2 separate regions of the Homo sapiens genome follow, and region 2 is linked to region 1. Evidence: chromatin contacts called from ENCODE Hi-C or POLR2A ChIA-PET data. All regions are on one chromosome and are shown on one strand. The core of a region is the stretch at or near the end of the contact, and the rest is flanking DNA. Distances in the headings are between cores, read along the strand shown.

The links. A loop is a pair of places that touch in the nucleus more often than their neighbours do. ChIA-PET counts read pairs that join two places held with the same protein, here RNA polymerase II (POLR2A). Pooled maps may share reads with other maps.
Region 2: a loop to region 1 is called in a pooled map, with 2.8 times the contacts of the local background. The contact joins two enhancer-like sites. A Hi-C loop is called at or near these places in 1 of 168 maps with a recorded cell type or tissue (spleen) and 6 of 50 pooled maps. POLR2A ChIA-PET finds 5 or more read pairs at or near these places in 2 of 52 experiments (MCF 10A and activated CD4-positive, alpha-beta T cell).

The regions. Positions count from the first base shown.
Region 1 is chr2:46,362,720-46,369,217 of GRCh38, reverse strand. The region is part of intron 6 of EPAS1 (endothelial PAS domain protein 1); the gene reads right to left. Among named protein-coding and RNA genes, the nearest start is that of LINC01820, 28 kb to the left of the region's middle. Within about 2 kb of position 2,364, at least 6 of the 41 ENCODE cell types and tissues checked have a DNase peak (open chromatin) inside an H3K27ac peak, as active enhancers do.
Region 2 is chr2:46,031,874-46,038,371 of GRCh38, reverse strand. The region is part of intron 10 of PRKCE (protein kinase C epsilon); the gene reads right to left. Among named protein-coding and RNA genes, the nearest start is that of EPAS1, 260 kb to the left of the region's middle. Within about 2 kb of position 3,677, at least 7 of the 41 ENCODE cell types and tissues checked have a DNase peak (open chromatin) inside an H3K27ac peak, as active enhancers do.

The DNA.
Region 1 (6,498 bases), core at 1,115-3,614:
AGGTGCCCTCGGACACTTTCTACTTGTGCCTCACATTTCAAGGAAACGAGGGAGGCAAGGAGGTGCTGAGAGGAAGAAATATTAAATCATAGTCATAGAAATGTGCCTTATTATACTCTAATAGGCAGCTCAGATGACACCACTGGCTGTCATTTCAGTGTCCCTTTCTTCATTCTGTAAGGTATCTGGTTTTGATGGGAAGTGGGCAGAGGAAAGGGCAAATGTGGAGAACCATGAAGAATCACTTAACATTCTTAGGACCCTTTGTTTTGTGCTGTAATCACTAAAATAAACAAAGCCCTGCCTAAGAACCACCAGGTTGGCCGCTTTACCCAATATCATGTCCTATCCTAGGCTATATAATACCTCCATATTATCTCTCAAAATCTTGGTTCTCTCACAGACTTTAAATAATGGCTTCACTGTCTTGTTTACTTGGCCTATCACAAGTTAGAAGTGATGCCACAGTCTCATTATTACAACTCTACTTCAGAAGGCATGACTCCTGGATACAGTCCTATAATTTATCCTTGTAGGGGATCAATAACACGGAGAGGAAAGCAGAAGCAGAAAGCAGAAGCAGTGGCTCCTCATTTCCTGTCTCTGCTCTAAACCCACCCCCCAAACAGGTCAACTTGCATACATCTGTCAGACCAAATTGCCCTAAAATACTACTTGCAACCTGCCATACTCTTATTTAAGTATCTACAGCTTTCACTTTTGCCAACCACACCAACAGTAAATGCTGCGTAACTTCCAAGTCCCCCCAGAACCTACTCTCCATCTTTTGAGCAATTTGATTTTCAACTCATCTGTAAAATGTTATGTACCCTCTGTCATGGAAGACCCCTCTCCCCTCAGTTCCCTATGCCTGGAAAACTCATTCTTGCTGCAGAAGCTTTATGCCTTCTCTTCTCCCCTCTTCTCCAAGCCCTGACACCTCCAGGACCAGCTAAAGCCTCATCTTCTCCACAGAGCCCTCTCCAGTTCCTCCAGCACAACGTCTCTCGTGAAGTCCTAAGGAGTATGCACAATATTACAGAAAATTATGCATTTGTCTCCTCACATCCTAGGCTGTCAACCCCTGAACTCAGGGACCACTTTCTCCTTTTGCTTCCTCTATAACGGGTGCTTAGTAAAAACCTCAACAGCTGACCAGTAGATTGATTTTCTCTTTGAACCTACGGTACAAACAGACACCTGTTTATCCCAGCACTGCTAAGGAACCTGGGCACTAAGGATCTACTTTTTTTTTCTAGAATAATATGATTAACTGTCTCAATGTGTGTGCGCACACATGCACGCGCACACACACACACACAGAACCTGTCATGATAGTCTATCCATCCTTTCTTCATTCTGTAAGTCATCTGGTTTTGAAGTGGGCAGAGAAGAGGCAAGTTCTCTGCTTGGGTGAGAATTTGGGGGTTAAAGCCTTTGTCAAACAAGGAGCAGCTCAACAGGGCTGAGAGGCTTAGGTCTCAGCTGATTCAGCCCAGTGGAGATTTCTCCAGTGAGATCCTAGCAGCTCATTTGTGCCAGCCAGCCAGTCTCAGAGCAGAAGGATCTGTCCCGTCGCTTGGCCCTGAGCAGAGAGGTCTCTGAACTCATTAGCAATGGATACATTATCTGGCAACCTGACCCTGGGGCTGGCGCCCAAGTACACCTTGGCAAAGGTGGAGACTGGGGGGAACAAGGAGACAGAACAGTGCTGGTCCTACGATCAAATGGCTTCGCTGCTGGGTCGGATGACTTTCAAGCTTAGCCTGGGAACTAGAACTGCATGAGTAAGCCCTGCTAACAATGGTCTGGCCATCTGCAGGCTCACTGACTTGCCAGATAAACTGCTTCTGTTCCTGGGCAGGTCTAGAATTTTCTAGAGACCCTCCAAAATGAGCCTACTGGCATTCTAGGAAAGATGTCTTTCTACTCTCTGAAGGAATTAAATTTCCTTTCGAGATTAGAATCTTTAAATTAAAATGTTCAAAGTAGATGTTTATTATAATCTGCCTCATAATAAAATGTTTATCTAATTAATGTATCATCCATTCAAAGGCATACAATGGGCATGTTTTGGAAGTGGAAAAACAAACCTAGATTTCAGAACTGCCAGATATCTTCCCAGTAGCAGCTTTCATTTATCTTGTCAACTAAAATAAATATTTAATGTCTTTCTTCATTCCTTTAAACAGACTACTATAAAAACTGGGAAATACACCACATCCCAAACACAATTGAAGAACATTTGAGTTGTCAAACTTCACAAAGCCAGGAAACCCCAACTTAAAGCTCATGGTCATTCGCCCCCACGTGCAGGCACGTAGACGCCAGTGGGGAGGTTAATGAACCGAGCTTGTTTATAAGGTCGCTCCTACGGCACACAAGGGCCTTCCCCGCTCATTTCCCCCAGGCTCCAGACAAGCCTTCCGAGCTGGGCTGTGATAACACAAGTTCATCTGCTCTCTCCATCAGGGGCCAGGGAACTATTTTTTTTTCTTTCTTTCTAATTAAGGACCCCTGACTCACTGGGAAAAAGAAAATCAGTTTGAGGTCACCCGTAAATTTCAAAGTCAACTCAGTAGGGCTGTTCTAAGAGAAGAGAGAAATGTACAAGGACTTAATTCACCAGATTTCAAACATAAGAACAGAGGATACTTTTTAATAATAAAGTCAAAAAACAGCAGACCAAGGATGCAGTGAGGAGAGAGATGCAGATAGATAGTCAGCCACAAGGAGGCAGAGGAAGGATGAAAGGAAATAGAAAATACAGCTTTAAAGGGGGTTGTTAAATTCTGAAGTTGGTGTTACCCCAAGTAAATACGTGGGTCAGCTCTCTGAGCACTGGACTTCAGAGTGAGATGTGCCTTCAAAATGTAAAATGAATGATTCATTGCTCTTTACTCTCAAAACTGTTTAGAAGCTCTATTCAAAATACACCACCTACAGCAGAGTGCTCGCAAAAAAATTATTCTCTTGGCTACAGCGTGAGTGCTGCCACCTCAAGTGGCAGAAAGAAATCCACCCACAGGCCTGAGAAGGCTCGCTCTTCTTCCCCGCATGTAATCGCCAGCACCCGTCCACGTGCGGTGCAGCGCCACGGTGCCTGACTTCAGATGCCACCGCCTGGAGTCACGCAAGATCTGGCTGCAGTTTTTACCCCTGTTCCCTACACGAGTAAAGGATTTGCTAGGTAAATTAATCATGTAAGCAAGATGGTGAGAGAGTATTTAAACTGTTTAAGAGGATGAAAGTTTTAAGTACTTTGTAACCACCTATTTGTTTTCCAAAGAATGTATCTGCTAATAAATACTTCAAGTCGGCTTGCTTTCCTTCCACACTCTGCCCATCGCCTCTCCTCAGCACCCCGTGATTTATCTCATTTTGGTTTCTATATGTGCTTATAAGCTTTGACACTGCGTTTCCTTACTAATATGTACGCTGTTCACTAACTCAGATTTCAGTGCCTTCGGTTGGTTTTAATATATTTTCATCTAGATTTTGTTTGCTTTAAACAGTACTTAAGCCTTGTGTTTTCCTCAAATACTACATGGTTATATGAAATCTATACAACCAGCTCTGTAATTAACGGGAAATCCATTTCTATCCTGTCTGTGGAGTGTTACAGGGTACCTGTAGGGGTAAGAGTATACATAGGAAGGTTGTGTGTGTGTTTTACCACTTATGGCTCTTTATAGTTCTCCTTACTGACATTATCTTTAGGATCCTCAACGTTTCCCTCACTTTCACCATTTTTACTTATTCTCAACTTCTTTGTAGAAAAACAATTCACCATAAATTTATCCACAGAACTTGGAATGTAGGCATCTTTATTCAACTGTAACTCCTGATATTAATATGTCCTATGTTCCCTAAATGCAATGACAAAACAGGGTTGCCCTAAAGTTCTTTACCTGTAAAAATTGTATGACCCTCTTTGTTGATTTGAAATTTTTACTGTAATTTTGAAACCTCTTCCCCTGGTGATACTGCTCCTATCCACATAATTTGGTTTTATAATTTATTTCTAAGATACAGGAAGACTCCTACAACTGACAAAATCGCAGTGGGATTATATGATAATTAGAAAGGCCTGGCCTCTATCTCCCTGACGGCTTGGCTTCCTTCACAGTTACCTCTTTCACCACTAGATGGCACCTCCACATGAATTTAAGAACCACCCTATTTTAAAGTTAAACTACTTGGGAACAACTTTTGTCTTCCTTTTGGGTAAATGGAATGTTGTATTTTGTACCATTCACTGTGGTTTCATTAAATGGCTTATGTCTCAAACTCTCAACTCCTGAAGATCAGGAATCATCTCTTTTACTTTGATGTAATGGTCTCTGGCACACAGTTACATAGCAGATGCACAGTAAATGACAGTTCGTAACTGGTTGCTCAGTATTTCGGGAAACAGAGTATATTGCCTATGTTTGAGTCGTAAATGAAGAAGAGATCATTAATTCCATTAATAATCAGGATATTTTTCTTTTACCCTGCTACTCAACTTGCTCCCCTTGTCTAGAGCAGTTGACCATAGGTACATAAATGTGACCGACATGAATTGTTATGAAATTTACTTTTAAAAGTATTTACTATTTTAAAAACAATTAATGCAGGACTTAATATGGTACTCTGATCCCTCATTAACAGGAGGACAAATGCATTTTGAACCATCTGTATTCCTTTATTCTATTTCAGATGTTTCAGAATAGGTTGTTTCAGATTCAACTGATTTGACCTGAGAGTTCAATGTAAAATTAGAGTTGTCTTTTCTCTCCCTTCTTTCCTGTCGGTTTTCATCTTTTTCTCCATGACCCTTTTTCTTTTTTTGCTTGATTGTGTCTGTGGTCTCAGTATATATAAGACAAGTACCAAACTGCTTCAAAATTGATTTTGTGGATTCTAACTGCCATACATTTTCTTCAGATTCTAACTTTTCTTGTAGGAAAACAATCCCCTTTGTGGGAATCACAGCACCTTGTGTGTCTCAGATGTCATTAAACCTAGTGAATTTCCTGATTAAAATGGAGAACCCCTCACCCCATTAGGTATCTTGGACAGGCATTGGTTTTTGCAGGATTTGTCTCTAAAGGGGAATTGAGGCGGAGAGTGTATATATGTGTGCATGTGCATATGCTTCTCCCCATCCCACCACAAAGAGTGAAAACAAAACAAGCTACCAAAACCAAAAATATCTCAGGCCTCATCAAAGCAATTAAGATATAACACTTAGGGATTAAGGACTTAAAATAGTCACTTCATCAACTGTCTAAGCCATGTCTGTGCCCTTGTTAACTAATCTGCTAATCGGTTAAACACAACTTCTGTGTGACACAGCATTCTATGTCTTTAAATGCTTCTACATGCAGCTCTCCAGCACCACTGAATTCAGACTTGGGGCCATGTAATTAGGTTTCTTGAAAGGCAAGATTTTGCTGAAAATGCAGTGTGTCTCGCAGAACTTATAAGCAATATCACCCTCTACATTATGAGTCACAAAGCCCTAAATCACGAGGCTTGATACTTCCTTTAAGCCAGAAGCTACTCTGGCTACCAGCCCTGAGCCAAACTAAGAAGTCAGCACAGCATCTTTCCCCTTTCTATGTACATTTCCTCTCCAGCCACATTTAGACATCCAATTCCTTGTGTTTCTCCCCCTCTTCTTTTGTCCAAAGGTTAGTACCTTCAGAAAATTACCTGAAACTCATTTAAACCAAGATAATGAATAAAGGATAAGGCTGAATTACCCCTTCCAGAGGATTTCTTCTCACTGTAACAAGGATCAAAATCTTAAGCTTAAAAAAAATCTCTTTTCTATTATGTAGGGATGCCAAGTTATTTTCTAGGACAGTAGGGTTTTCCCAGTGCTTATGGAGTTATGTTACGGATGTGCTTCATTCACCAGGGTGAAGCACGTATCTGACTTTCATCATCCCCAGCACTATATATGCTCCCAGGCTATATGGCTACGTCGGCTTGAGCCACTTCACCTCAAAGCCAGTGACACAGGGGCTATGCAGTGGGATTGTCCATGTTATCTCACAAGACTACTGAGGTACACAAAGCTGTGTCTTCTGCCCAGAATGTTCACCTGAATACAAAGACTGCATCTGATAAATAACCTTACCTATAACATGGATTCCTGCAGTGCCTGTCACTAAAAGTGCAATCTTCTTCTTGAACCACCATCATTATCACCACCACCACCACCACCACCACCACCACCACCACCACCACTACCACCACCACCACCACCACCACTAACAATTACAATAAATGGTGACTGTGTCGAAGTTCCAGGACGGAAGGCTTCATGCATGACATTTTCTCCCTATGAGGTTAGAGCATTTCTTTCTACTTATATAACTACCCACTAGCTCCAAAGGCTGTGAATCCTGGCCCTACTGTGGTCAGAACTGAAGGACAGGAATGACTCAAGGATACTTTTACAAAAGTTCTGAAATTGTGCCACAAGTGGTGGCCAACTCTAAGAAG
Region 2 (6,498 bases), core at 2,428-4,927, 330 kb after region 1:
GGAAAACTTTTTTTTTTCCTAGTTTAGATTTCTTTATTCAAATGTCACACTCAAAAAATTCCCCACCCCACTTTGCCAAGACCTGACATTTGCTCTCCTGTCTTCCCTAACTGCAATAGTGTGGCGTTTGCTGCCAGTATGTTTCAAAAATGAATTTTAAATGCAAAGTAGCGCCTTGATTTTTTTTCCTTAAAATTATACCAAGACTATAAATGGCTTATAAAGAAGATAACTATAGAGGAAGGGCCCCCAGCCAGGCAGGGCCACACTCAACTGCTCTCCTTCTTCATCCTCAGCAGATGCAAGACAGGACAGAGGAGACTGGTATTAAGTTGCTGTGCCAGGAGCTTGCACACACATCACTGCATCCCAGCGTTAAAACAACCCTATGATGGTCATCATCATCTTATCCTCATTTATTTTTTATGTTTTTAAGATAAAGAAAATAAGCATCAAGGAGTTTCAGTCATTTGCCCAACGACAACCAACCAGCACTCAAATTAAAGGCCACATATGTATCCAGCTTCAAAGGCAGTGATCTTTCCCTCTTTGCTAGAGCTGGGCTTCTGTCTGTAAGACTTTCTTCCTGACTCTCAAAGGCCTCCTGATACCCCCTGTAATCTGACTGTAGCCCAGACCAGTTTCTGTAGGTTGAAGAGTGGCCTGAGAAGGAACAATAGCCCTACAACATCCTGCCCTCAGAAGAAAGGATTGGGAGTTGCGGTTGTTTTCTTGAAATGTATTATTGGTAGGCTGGATAATGGCTTGGGTATGTTTCTCCCTCTTTTGAAAAATGGCAAATAAAACAATACTCAGCTATAGTGTTACCAACCTGGGGATGGAAGCGTTCGCCTGAGGGATATTTGAACTCCTCCAGAGTAGTTTATGTAACAAGGCATCACTAAACCAAATGGCATTAGCAGGTAATCCCTTTTTGCCATGTCATATGGTAACAATGCACCCCTGCTTTCTCACACAGGGCTAATGACTGATGGAAGAAGGGAAGAGGTGAGCGAGGCTGAGACTTTGCTTGCAGATAGGCCTGACTTGGAGTTTGGGATCCTTATCTTCAGCGCCAGTACGCCTGTTTAGTCCAGAAATGGAGCCACACTTTTCATAAGAATAGCTGTCCACCCCAGTCTGTGGGATTCCAGTGGTTCCAGAAAGGCGGAAAGAGAATTCCTGCAGACCGCAGAGACTTATGTCTGGGGAGGGTGTCTGTGGCTGGGAGGGGGCCCTGGCAGAGTGATAGTCATCACTGGAATGGGTACAGGAAAATCTGAGTCAGCAAATGAAGGGGCTGAACCCAAGTGTCCTGGACGCCAGCTGTGGGAAGGCAGGCGAGGAGGAGGGTCCGTCCTGGCAGCTGCTGGGAGCTTCTGAGAGTCAGCATCTACCAGGGCCTGGGCCAAGGTAGCTGACTGGGAGAAGAGGATGGGGGACAGCCAGGCTTCCACTGGTTTTACAACTTTCTCTGTCACTTGAGGCCCTCTACACATAGCCCCGACATCTCTCTTCTGCATTATCTTCCACTAGGCCCCTACACAAACTCTCCACTGAGGTTTGTTCACCTTTCTCCCACCAGGAACATCTCAAGTGTCCGCCGGGCTTGCAGTGTCCTTCTCATCAGCTCAAGTCCTACCTCTTGCAAGAGGCCTTCCTTGACCACCCCAGCCCAGAGAGGACACTCCCTCCCCTCTGAGAGTTTTGAGATGGATGCTCTGTGCTCCTTAGTGTGTGCTTGCCATGTCCTGCCTTGTCCAGATACCCAAGCTTATTTTTGAGACAAGGTCTTGCTCTGTAGCCCAGGCTGGAGTGCAGTGGCGCGATCATGGCTCACTGCAGTCCCCACCTCCTGGGCTCTAGTGACCCTCCCACCTCAGCCTCTCAAGTAGCTGGGACCACAGGTATGTACCACCATACCTGGCTAATGTTTTTTAATTAATTTTGTGTGTGTGTGGAAATAGGGGTCTCACTATATGGCCCAGGGTGTTCTTGAACTCCTGGCCTCATGCAATCCTCCTGCCTCAGCCTCCCAAAGTGCTGGCATTACAGGCATGAGCCACCACACACCGGCCTAGTTATTCTTTCTTTTCTAGAATGGTCAGGTGAGTGCCTGCTCTCGCTCTGACCCCACCTCATCCCACTTTCCCCTTAACTCCCTCTGTCTCCAACCATGAGCAGAGCATCACTGCTCCTTAGAAGTCCCAGACACACTCCTGCCACAGGACTTTTGCACGGGCCACTCGATCTGCCAGGGACACTCCTCCCCCAGGCATATGAGTGGCCGGCTCCTCCACTTCTTTCATGTTCTGCTTAAATGTTACTGTAATTCATCAGAGACCACCCTGGATTACAACAAACAAACACCTTTTCCCTAGCACTTCCACCTTCCCCTGCTTTGCAGTCTCATTTGTTATCACCACCTGACATCAGGGATTTTTTAATCCGTTATTGCCTTTCTGCCACTACTTGAAGCTCTATGAGGACAGGTTTCCAGCTCTTTTGTTCTCTGCTGGATCTCAAGGACTTAGGACTGTGCCTTGCATGTAGCAGGTATAAGATAAACAGATGTTAAATTAATGCATATCTGTTATAACTTGTTTGCCTCCATGGTGTTAGGCTATGTTTATGTATATACACTTACTATATATAACGTGCCATATACACCATATATAGTAATTTATATTTACCTTACCATCTACTATATACACACGCACATATATGGCATATGCCAAATACATGACAAATGTTCAGCAGACATTTACGAACAACAATATTATTCCCTCCTTGAGCTGAGACCTCTAATGGTTTTTCATTTCACACACTCCTTCCCTAAGTCTGGGAGGGCACCCCCTGGACTAAAGAGGGGAGTTATGAGGTGGGGATGGAGCAGGCAGGGACTGGGAAGGACAAAGTGTCCTGTTTCAAGTTAGCATCTGCACAAAAGAGCCTGCCCTGGGGTATGGTCTAGTCAAGCAAAGCCCTGGCCTTTTGTGCTTCTTGCTCACACAGGAGACCTGGACCTTGTTTTCTCTATGAGAAAGGAGTTCAGATCCTTCAGGCTACAGAGAAGGCTCTGGCCTTTCAGGCCAGCTTCAAAAATTCTGATGTTTCTCTAGAGGTATCAAAGAAATCCTGAAGTGTGGTGTCATGAGCTATGGGCAGGCCTGTGGTGTATGGGGACACCTGGACGATGGAAGCTGGGAATGTGCTCTGCTTGAAAGCCCTGACATCAAGGGTCATTCTGATTTTGCTGAGCCAGAGCAAAGGAGACCCTGTCTGAAGGAAGAGGAAGGGTGAGACCTTCAGCTTCAGAGGTACAACCCATGTGGTCACAGGCTGCTTTCGAGAAGGGACTCTTTGGGTCTAATCCAGATTTGTAGCCCCTTCCCAGAACCAAGATGTACAGAGACCACACATAGTAGGGCTATCACTCTAAGGTGTAGGCAGTGCATGCCAACAAGCTAGCAGTCTCAGAATGGTTTGCAAAGGTGCAAACCTCAGAACATACCATCAGTAATGAATCTGGCTACTGTTTGGCCTCTGATACGTGCATGGCACTATGCCAGAAATAATATCTCTAATCTTCCCAACAAGCCTCCAAAGGAGGTCAGAGCAGTTGATTTGCCAAAGGACTCCCTGTGGTTGGGCAGCAGAGCCCAGACAGGATCCCCGCCCTGGGTTCTGTCCAGCATGCTAGGTTGCCTCTCCTAAGCCCATGGCCTCGGCGTGCTCCCAAGGCTACAGGAGGGGAAGCTGACAGAGACTGAGTTACTGTGGTGTCCTTAGATGTGGGAGGGAGGATCTTCGGAAGGAAGCAGCCAATTCTGGTGTTGCTTGAGGTTTGAAGGATTGGTGGCTAGAGATCTATATGCAATGTTTTCAAAATTAGGAGTTGGAATGGAAGATACTCCGACCAAGGAAGAATACAATACCAAATATGCAAACACGGGCACACAGCCCCCTCCTTACGAAAGTAGGGGGAAGAGCCCTAATCACCACTATCATTTATTAAATGCTTGCTATGGGCCTGGTGCTGTTGGGTAAGTGCTTTACCCAATTTATTTCATTTAATCCTCCCTACAACCCTATGGGGTAGGTGACAGCCCCTATCTAAGGATAACATGGAAGTGAGTGCTTGGAAAATCTGTAACTACTTTACAAGTAACATTGAGGTATAAGTACTCAGGTTTGGACTCTCACAGACCGCAGTCTTGGCTCTTGGGATGCCCCAAGACATCCTTTATTTCAGAGCCAAATTTCTAAAAGCCTAGAGTGTTGTCATCTCCAGCATGGCTTAAGGCTATGTCCTTACCCACTGTCAGTGGGCTGGGGCCATCTGCCTAGACTTGGTGCCTGTTTTAGGTACATTAGAAAGCCTACGGCTTTCTCTAAACTGAAACATAGGCTTTCAGACTGAAATCCCAAGCTCAAGGTTGTCCTCACACTGGTGACCCCTCAATTTGTTCCTCTCATCAGAAATGCTCTTTCCCCTCTGAGTCATCAGTGCAAATCCTACAGTCCTCCAGGCTCAGGTGAAATGCCACCTCCCATGCCCAGTTGCCCTGACTCTCCATTCTTCTAGGAACTCCTCCAGCAGCCCGGCATCTGATTCTATCGAATCCTGCACTGCTTACCTCATTTCATACGTACACTTTTGAGGATAAGGCTCATAGCTTACAGATCTTTTTCAAATCCAGTCAGATTTAGGACAGTGCCTTGGGCAGTCATTTGCTGATTGATTCTAAAGTCAACTCTCTCCAACAGTAGGTGTCTATGCCACTATCAGGCAGTATTTCTCAAAGCGTGGCCAATAACCACCTTGCATTTTAAAATGCAGATCCCCAAGCCCTATTGAATCTGTATCTCAAGGGGTGGGACCTACAATTTGCCAATTAACCGGCTCCCTGGGAGATCCAAAAACACTAATGTTTAAGAACCCTGCCATGAGGGACAATGCAATAGTCAACTGAGACAGCAAGATCCATGTCCAAGGGCCATCAGAAGACAGGGTGTGGGGTTCTGCTATGAATGCCAAGGAAACCACCCACTGTGGTGGGACTTCCCACCACCACGCCCAGTGAGGAAGATGATGAGCAACGGCTACCAGACCTCTCTCACCAAATGATGATGTGTTGACGTGCTGTCATCACCATCAGTGAAAATGATATGACTAAGTCCATAAGTGATGTTTGGTTCACCTTTTCTCCTCTCTAATCCTCCCAGAAATGACTGATCTTTGTAAATACTACATGTTGACTTCTTGTCATTGCGTCATAAGTGGAGGCCATCCAACTCATGCTTCTACATTTTTCATCTGATTACAGGTGAGAACGGGCTTCTCCTCCAACTGGATGGCTCCAGTTCTATACATGAAACCCTGACCTTTAGAAGCACCACTGACGGCTACTTCAACTTATACCTCCGTGTTTCCAGTCCATGATGAATTTTTGGGAAAGAGAGCTCTTTTCTCACAGTTGAAAACACTGGCAGCCTGCAGATGTGGAAGTCTCAGCTGGGAAACATGAAATCTTTCGATATCCCAAAAGCACACACCTTGGAAGATAAACTTTACCCATGACTAACTAAAGTCATTCTTAAGAGAAAATTATGGAGAGGATTAACATGCTTCATCCCTTTCTCTCAGCTTCCTGATTAGGACCTTCTAGAGTTACATAAATCACTTCTTGCTCTAGCCAGCCTGACTCCAAGCATCAACACACCATTGTTGCCTGGGCATTTTTTCAGCCTAGCCAATAAAAACTCCCAAGTCATCCTGGAACTTTTGGAGATGACTGAGATGCAAGAAAAAAAACACGGTAGACTTTAACAAACTGTACAACTGGGGACAACCAGCGGGAAGGTTTTGGAAGGCTGGGGGTAAAGAGGTGGCCTGACCATAATTAAGGGCAAGTCCTGCCAGCAAACCCGTGCCCATTTTAAGAGAGGGATGGCGGTTTTCCCAGGCGGAAGCTGGGTGCCAGGGCTCATTCCATAGACAAATGCTGTCCTCTCTCCCCTCCTTAAAATGAACATTGTCAGGAACAGGAAGGGCACAGGCGTGGTTCTGGAAAGATCTCAGTTCCAGTCCCAGCTCATCGTTTGTGCCTATTTCCTCATCTGTCAAAGAAAGATATCCCAGGACCCTGCCTGTCGCAAAAGCACCATGAAGATAAAGTAAGATCATGGACAAAGGACTTTGTAAAGCAATTTAAAAGTTGTATGTGTGCTACATGCCAGGCACTGTGCTAAAGGCCATACATGTTTTAACTAAATTCTTGCGGCAGTCTTCTAAGGGAAGTATTATTTCCACTGCGCAAAGGAGAACACCAGGATTCACTGGCATTGTTAATATTTGCTGGAAGTTTAAAAAACCAAATAAATGTCTGAAAAGTAAATGTTCAAAATGAGATACCCTATTGCTAAGAGGCTGTGAGATGAGTTTGTGTGGGTGGGAAGAGGTTAAAAAAATAAGTTCGCATTCTCTCCCATGCA